Linked DNA regions of Homo sapiens: region 1 is linked to region 2. Evidence: read pairs that join two places in POLR2A ChIA-PET (ENCODE). Cell type or tissue: B cell. All regions are shown on one strand. Links, peaks and the distances in the headings refer to the core of each region. The heading gives the core; the rest is flanking DNA.

Region 1 (4,405 bases), core at 75-4,074, 58 kb before region 2:
TCACCTGCACTAGATTGTCAGCTTCATGAGGGCAGGAACTGTGGTTCTTTTTTTTTTTTTGAGATGGAGTCTCGCTTTCTTGCCCAGGCTAGAGTGCAGTGGCGAGATCTTGGCTCACTGCAACCTCTGCCTCCTGGGTGCAAGCGATTCTCCTGCCTCAGCCTCCCAAGTAGCTGGGATTACAGGTGCATGCCAACACACTCAGCTAATTTTTTGTGTTTTTGTAGAGGCAGGGTTTCACCCTGTTGACCAGCCTGGTCTTGAACTCTTGACCTTAGGTGATCCGCCCACCTCGGCCTCCTAAAGTGCTGGGATTACAGGCAGGAGCCACCACACCCAGCCTTGTTTTGTTTTTTTAACACAACCCCAGCATCTAACCCACACAATACTTCGCTGTGGACAATGTTAATGCAACAAATAAAGCACCTTCTCCACTCCACTGTGCTAAATTTGACTTAACTGACATTCAACCTTATACTTCTTCCATAGTAGAATAAAATACAATAAAACATTAGAGGTATGGAAACGCAAAGCAGCCAGGGCAGACTTGGACACCATGTGACAGAAAGCATTAGCTAAGCAGCCAGGACCACTCTGGGGTCTTGCCTGTTTTGTCACCATGAGCAGCACGCTCAGTAACTCAGTGGTTCACGTGGATCAAATTTGGAAAATGCCATGATTAATGAGAGTGCAAAACCAATTAATAAGATGAGAAATTTATTTTGAAACATATAAGGAAAATACTAAACTATGCAAAACCATAATAGCTAACCTTTAGTGGGGACTTACTATGTGCTAGAGGCTTACTACTATATGCTCTTTACAAATATTAACATGTTTAATTTTCATAATAGCTCCATAAGATAATTCTTAAGTGAGTTAACATTTAAGGAGTAAAGTAGATGAGCATATAGTAAGCACTATGTACATGTTAGTCATTTCTTTTTTTTTTTTTTTTTTTTGAGACAGAGACTCGCTCTGTTGCCCAGGCTGGAATACAGTGGCACGATCTCAGTTCACTGCAATCTCCACTTCCCAGGTTCAAGCTATTTTCCTGCCTCAGCCTCCTGAGTAGTTGGGACTAGAGGCGTGCACCACCATGCTGAGCTAACTTTTTGTATTTTTAGTAGCGATGGGGTTTCACCATGTTGGCCAGGCTGGTCTCGAACTCCTGACCTCAGGTCATCTGCCTGCCTTGGCCTCCCAAAGTGCTGGGATTACGGGCGTGAGCCACCGCACCTGGTCCACGTTAGCTATTTCTATTCTTATGATCATTTTATGGAGGAGAAACCAAGTGGCAATGGGATGAATATAAATAAATTGCCTTAGTAATTTGGTAGGTGGTAAAATTGAGAAGTGAAGCCAAGTCATCCAATTCTAGAGTCCAGACTCTTAACCATTACATTAGAAGGTGACCAAATCCCCTATTCCACTGTAGGTAAAGTCAGTTTAGCTATTTCATTTGAAACAAGATAATAGTGTTTACACAAGAGAACCTGTGACCATTTGGTACCTGTAAAATCCACAGCCATAGGAAAGTAATGTTGTTAACCAAAGCAAAAAGTGCGGGTTGTAGGACAGAGGAAATCAAACTGTGGTTTAAAACATTCACCTGTGGGAAGTCTGTGCTAGTGCAGCAGTTTCCAAACCAGAAACATTGGCATGGGTAGTAAAGGGTGTGTGTGTGTCCAAAGGGAGCAGAGTCACCAAACATAAAGTCAAGTTCAGGGCATTAAAAAGAAATGATTGCGTTTCTGTCATTGTCATTTTTAAAAGAAAGATACGGAGAAGAGAAAACGTGAGAGAAATTGCTGAATGCTAGGCACTTTACTGGGTTCTTAACAAATTTTAGCTCATAAAATCATGGTGGCCACCTGGAAAGTACTTATCATTATCGTACTTTTGAAGAGAAGAAAACTGAGGTTCAATGACTTGCCCATAGTTTCCTAGTTTGTAAGTGGCAGGACTGAGATTTGAAACTAGGCCAGCCCAGTTCGGAGAACTACATTCTCTCCCTGATGCCAGACTGCGGGTAACCAAACTTTCCTCCCAGTCACATTCTTCTTCTTCTTATCAGAGCAATGGGAACCCCCTTGTAGTTCTTACTTTTAAAAGAATATTACATTGCTCCTATTCTTCCCTTTTTTTTTTTTTTTTGGTAGCAGAATATTAAGGACTTATAAAAGGGGTAAAAGAACAAAATCACTAAATTAAAAAAACCCTTCTGGGCGCAGTGGCTCAGGCCAGGCACTGTGGCTCATGCTTGTAATCCCAGCACTGTGGGAGGCTGAGGCAGGCAGATCACCTGAGGTCAGGAGTTCAAGACTGGCCTGACCAACATGGAGAAACCCCGTCTCTACTATTAATACAAAAAAAAAAAATTAGCTGGGCATGGTGGCGCATGCCTGTAATCCCAGCTACTCGGGAGGCTGAGGCAGGAGAATCGCTTGAACCTGGGAGGTGGAGGTTGCAGTGAGCCGAGATCATGCCATTGCACTCCAGCCTGGGTGACAAGACTGAAACTCTGCCTCAAAAACAAACAAACAAACAAACAAACAAACCCTCAAATATCATTGTCCCGCAATGGTTAATAAGGATAGTTTCACCACTTAGCCTTAAATGAGAAAAATAAAAACAATGTCCTCTGTTGCCCCATAAACTAAATGTATTCTTTAAAAATGACTTTTTAAAAAAATAATTTCAACTTTTATTTTACATTTGGGGGTACATGTGCAGGTTTGTTACTTGGGTATACTATGTGATGCTGAGGTTTGGGGTACAATTGATCCCATCAACCAGATAGTGAACATCGTTTCCAATAGTTAGTTTTGCAGCCCTTGCCCCCTCCCTCCTACCTCCGTCTAGTAATCCCCGGTGTCTATTGTTACCATCTTCATGTCCATGTGTACCTAAAGTTTAGCTCCCACTTATAAGTGAGAACATGAGGTATTTGGTTTTCTGTTCCTGTGTGAATTTACTTAGGATAATGGCCTCCAGCTGCATCCATGTTGCTGCAAAGAACGTGATTTCATTCTTTTTTATGGGTGTGTAGTATTCCATGGTGCATATGTACCAAATTTTCTTTAGCCAATTTACTTTTGATGGGCACTAGGTTGATTCTATGTCTTTGCTATTGTGAATAGTGCTGAAATCAACATATAAGTGCGTGTATCTTTTTGGTAAAATGAATTATTTTCTTTTGGATATATACCCAGCGATGGGATTATTGGGTCGAACGGTAGTTTTGTTTTAAGTTCTTTGAGAAATCTCCAATCTGGTTTGCACAGTGACTGAACTAATTTACATTCCCACCAGCAGTGTATAAGCATTCCCTTTTCTCCCCAGCCTCACCAGCGTCTGTTGTTTTTTGACTTTTTAATAATAATAAAAGGAATTTTATTCTAAGATTTTTTTTCTCCTACCTACCTGGTGTTAAAATACCTTTATTTTATGAAAAGGTGACGGCAACCAGTAATTTCTTTTTAATGTCTTAACCTGGCAATTATGTGTTTGCCCTGCCCCCTCCAAAGCCTCCCCCTGTCAACCTTCCTACCTCCTGCAAAATGTTATTGTTATCTCTCTAGGAAGTACTGCATGAATGCATGTTTGTGTGTGTGTGTGTGTGTGTGTGTGTGTGTGTACAAAGTTTGTCTATTTTTGCCCTAGATTCTCCTCCTCTTTTTGTTATTGCTTCTAATATCTGATGAAATATAATGAAATTTGTCAATGTCTTTGTGATTGCAACTGTATCCTGAACAGGCAGGATTTTTGCAAACAGAGATATTGACAACACAGTTACTCTCTGAAATATTTTCCCTGAAAAGAGTGACAATGCTGCCTGCTGAGGTCTCTTACACCAAACATGCTTCTGAATTACACACAGTCATGATTATAAAAGTGAAACTGACTCCATAACATATTAGCTCTTTTGTGGAAAGTGACTTTCTAATATCAGAAGAGCGTATTGAATAGAATTGAGGCAAAATTATTCTTGTGCCATATATAGAGAACTTTAAGCAAAAATAATTTTTTTCTAAGTTTATTTAGTAAGCTTCTTAAAATGAGATCCTCAGGTATAGTCATTAATTCCTATAGTGTAATTTTAAAACCAAAAAGAGCTTCTATTCTCCAAATATCTCTCTGCCAACCTATAACAAAACACAGTGCAGGGATCTGCCAACAGCAGGATTCCCAGGTTGTTTTGCCTTTTCAGGGGTGACTTTCCTCTGACATTATCTGGGGCCCAGGTTCTCTGCCCCTGGGCTCATAATCCTGTTCCCTGCCTTTCTCCTTTAAGTACCCCTCCCTCTCTCCATCGTGCCTCCTGCTCCGCTTCATAAGACTTTTATAAACTGTTTTTAATACACTGAGCGAAACTCAGGATCACACAATAAATACAAACTTG
Region 2 (4,405 bases), core at 269-4,268:
AAATTAAAAATACCTAATAAAGTGTTGATTAAAATTCTTTACACTTTACAAAGCATGTTTACCTGTAGTCTATCAATTATTTTATCTAATTTTTTGAAAAGATTAATATTTTACTTAAAAGTATCTCTTTCATTAGTTTCTTGAGGAAGATATTAAATACAGTCATGTGCAGCATAATGATGTTCTTTGGTCAATAGTGGACTGCATTTACGATGGTGGTCCCATAAGATTGTAATACTGTATTTTTACTGTATTTTATGTTCTATGTTTAGATACACAAATACTAAACAGTTATGTTACAGTTGTGTGTGGTATTCAGTACAATAACATGCTTTACAGGAGCATGTTGTAGCCTAGGAACAATAGGCTATACCAAGTAGCCTAGGTGTGTAAGTAGGCTCTACCATCTAGGTTTGTTTGAGTACACTTTGTGATGTTTGCACAGTGACCAAATTGCCTAAGAATGCATCTCTCAGAATGTACATCCATGCTTAAGTGATGTATGACTGTAAAACTAGTACTTTCAGAGCACCATTTATTGGGGAGGAGAGGGGTAATTCCCAATTTATTGTTGGTTTGTGAAGGTGGGTAAAAGGCTTCACAGAGTTGGAATTAATTGCCTTTTGTTTGCTACTGACTCACTAAATACTTTACACACAGACACACACACACATAGAATCACAATTGCAATTGTAATTATGCATATATAAAGAGGCAGGATATGATAAAGTTTGAAAGTGTAAGCCTTGAAGTAAAATTGACAGGGTTCAGATTTAGCTGTGTGAGCACTAGGCAAGTGGAATTAGTAATTACCATCTTCAAAGAGGTTTAGGGTTGATATTACATAATTCATGTAAAGTCCTTAGCTTTCTGGCATACAATGCTGAGTAAAGTAAGTGTTACCTGTTAGAGTAATAATAGTTATTATTACCATTGTTTAATTATTCTTTCTACATTAACTTGAGATTTTCACCTGTGAGTGATTTGCAGTTGTATACTTTTGCTAATGTCCCATTTTAAGCCATGCCGATAAAGACAAGGTTGTTATAGAGGAAGTGAGAGGTAGGCATCAAAGTGTGCCTTCTCTGATTCTAGCAGCAGAATCTTATAACCAGGTTAAATATTTCAGGAATGCATTCCCAGCACTGTCAGCAGATGAGTAGATACACTTGGGAATGAGTACATTTTAATGAAGTTATTTCCCAGCCAGTGCATTGGTTTGTCTTTGTTATAACATGCTGAATTTCTTCACTCTCCTTTCAATTTTTGACTGTGAGGCCATGTGGTGACTATTAGTAGAGAGAAGAAGGTGAGTGGCTATGCGTATTTGTAATGTACGTATAAACCCAAGATGAGAGTGAGGAGTGGCTGGTAGGTAGCTAGATTGAGGCGGGTGGAATATAATCTTTTCATTGGATAGTCTGAGTTGGGAATTTCCCAAACAGCATTTCCTTTTGCTCTTTTCCTCTCCACACTTTGTTTTGTATATGTCTGTGCTGGTATGGTGTTAAAGTTATCAGTTCCCCCTCTTTAATTTTCTTTCTACCACCAACCTCCTCCTAGCACAAACACGGATTTTAAGCTTATAAGCAAATTTGTCAAAGACAGCTAGTAAAAATAATTTTAGGTTCATTTGAGGAGGGGTACTAGTATGAAATTGTAAGTTTTTCATTTATGCTTGAAAAATACAGCAATTTGGAAAGTGAGGGAGGGGAAGTCACCCATAATCTTATTACCATTATATAATTATTAGTATTAAAGACAGATGACGTTAATTAAGCATCTACTATATTCTTTTAATAATCCTGTGATGTATATATTCCCACTTTACATGTGAGGAAACACATCCACTTAATAATGGAGTAGCCAAGTTTGAACCTAGGTATATCTTGAGAAGGTCTAGAGAGGAGACCTTTCTGTTCTACCTTCCTGTTCTTCTTACATATATATCCTTTTACCTAGTTGTTACACAATTTGTAAGTTTCATCTCCTAGTTTTAAAACTTAGCATTATAAAAACATTTTTCTCCCCCCCCTTATTTCAAGTGGTGTCGTATTGCTCTCATTGTCTATTCATACCACCATATAAAGGCTCTTTGTCTTGGCTGCTGGACATTGGTACAATGATGTTGACCAAAATGGATGCTGCCCTTTACTGAGTGACTAAGATGAAAAAAATCAGGCTTAATCAGAACTAATACTTTATGGGATTTGGATTGCTACAGGTTTAATCATGCTATCTATCCTTGCTGGTGGGACATTTGACTTAGAATTGTATATAAGTAAAATATAGATGAAAAATTGTATAATTTATAGCTATCTGAAAACAACTTTTTTTTAATATTTGAACACTTTGAAATGCCTTACACTTCCTTGTTAAAAATCTTAAAGGGATATTAAAATTAAATGGCACTTAATTACTATTAGTAATTCCTAATATAATATTTAATTCATAAAAGAAAAAAGCTTAATGTTGAATTCTGGCACTCATCGGGAAGATGACATTATATGTTAAGAGATAATTTGTGGGGCATAGTAACTATAGTTAATATTGCATACTTGAAAGTTGCTAGGAGAGTACATTTTAAGTGTTCACACCACAAAATATAACTATGTGAGGTAATGCATGTGTTAATTAGCTAGATTTAACCATTGCATAATTTATATGTATTTCAAAATGTGTTGTACACCATAAATATATACAATTTGTATTTATCAGTTTAAGAAGAAGAAGAAGAAAAAGGTAATTTGTGGGCATTTATAAATAGATTGTATAGGTCAGCACTGCCCAATAGAAATATAAGTTGAGCCACAAATGCAATTTTAGATTTTCTATAGCCACATCAAAAAATAAAATAAATAGGTGAAATTTTATTAATGGATTTTTATTTAACCCAGTATCTAAATACTATTATTTCATCATATAAACATGATTGAACTATTTTACATTTTTTCTTTTTTTAACCATGTTAAGTCTTCAAAATCTGTTAGTATTACATACTTAAAGCACATCTCAATTCAGACTAGCCAGAGTTCAGGTATTCAGTAGCCACATGAAGTTACTGTATTGGACAGTGCAATTACAGATAGTAAGTCCTATGGGGTATAGGGAAAGAATAACATAGAAATTGAACTGAACCGTAAAGGATAGCTGAGAACAGAAAATGCTTGAGAAGAATATTCCCATAAAGAAGTGATAGGAATTAAAACAGCAAATACAGTTTGATACCAGGTAATAGAGTGGCTTGAATCCAGTTTAGGGAATTTGGTTTGGGTGTGTATATGTGTGTGTGTGTGTGTATGTGTGTGTGTGTGTGTGTGTGTGTGTGTGTGAGAGAGAGATTGGAAATATATATTGGAGGGTGCCTAATTCGTGTCTCATACATGAGCACTTGATAAATACTGAATTAACTGGGTGCATTGGCTCATGCCTGTAGTCCCAGCACTATGGGAGGCTGAGGTCGGCAGATCGCCTGAGGTCAGGAGTTTGAGACCAGCTTGGCCAATATGATGAAATATCCCGTCTCTACTGAAAATACAAAAATTAGCTGGGCATGGTGGTGTGCACCTATAATGCCACCTACTTGGGAGGCTGAGGCGGGAGAATTGCTTAAACATGAGAGGCGGAGGTTGCAGTAAGCCAAGATCATGCCACTGCATCCCCACCTGGGCGACAGAGTGAGACTCAGTCTCCAAAAAACAAAAGAAAAAAGATAAATATTGAATTAATATTTAGAGAGAATTAATATGACACTACAGAAAATGCTGGAAAAAACATCCTAACAAAGCCTAGTCGATCTTCAAAAGGGAAAGTGTTTCATTTAGGGAATATTGATGTTCTGTGATTAACAATATGATGGAGATTGATAAAGAAGGATGAGAATTGAGAAAAGGTTTTTAGATTTAGCTATTAATTGGTTACTTGTTTTTAAGTATTTTTTTTAGGTATAACATACAGTGAAGTGCACAAATCTTAAGTACAACTCAGTGAATTTATACATATAAGTATACCTAGGTAACTCCCAGGTAGTGGGAGGTACTGGGTTACACCTGGGGAGAAGAGGATGTAAAAAAAGCACAGACATGAGAATTGTGGAATGCAAGCATTTTCCGTGATTAGAGCCTATTTTAAATGAAATACCCAGATAGAGATGTAGAATATTTTTCTTCACTGATTAAAGGTGCCTTGTGCTCCCTCCTATTAATTTCTCCCTACAGAAGTAACCACTATTTTAACCTCTAACCTCTATCACCATAAATTAGTTTTTGCTTGTTTCTTTTTCTTTTCCTTCCTTTTTTTTTCTTTTGAGACAGGGTCTCAGTCTGTCACCCTAGCTGGAGTGCATTGGCGCAATCTCAGCTCACTGCAGCCTTCACCTCCCAGGCTCAAGCGATCCTCCTCCTTC

The links. ChIA-PET counts read pairs that join two places held together with the same protein. Peaks named below come from ENCODE experiments on the same cell type or tissue, not always from the same donor. Only the 100,000 strongest peaks of a DNase experiment are listed, where the experiment ranks them.
Region 1: POLR2A ChIA-PET joins it to region 2 with 5 read pairs; 9 of 35 experiments call an interaction of 5 or more read pairs at or near these places.

What each region holds. Positions count from the first base shown.
Region 1 is chr1:91,070,656-91,075,060 of GRCh38, reverse strand. No RefSeq gene overlaps it. Among named protein-coding and RNA genes, the nearest start is that of ZNF644, 51 kb to the right of the region's middle. In B cell, for the core only: no CTCF peak of the experiment used is centred there; no DNase peak of the experiment used is centred there.
Region 2 is chr1:91,012,379-91,016,783 of GRCh38, reverse strand. All of the region lies in intron 1 of ZNF644 (zinc finger protein 644), which reads left to right. Among named protein-coding and RNA genes, the nearest start is that of ZNF644, 7.5 kb to the left of the region's middle. In B cell, for the core only: no CTCF peak of the experiment used is centred there; no DNase peak of the experiment used is centred there; H3K27ac peaks cover 1,124 bases.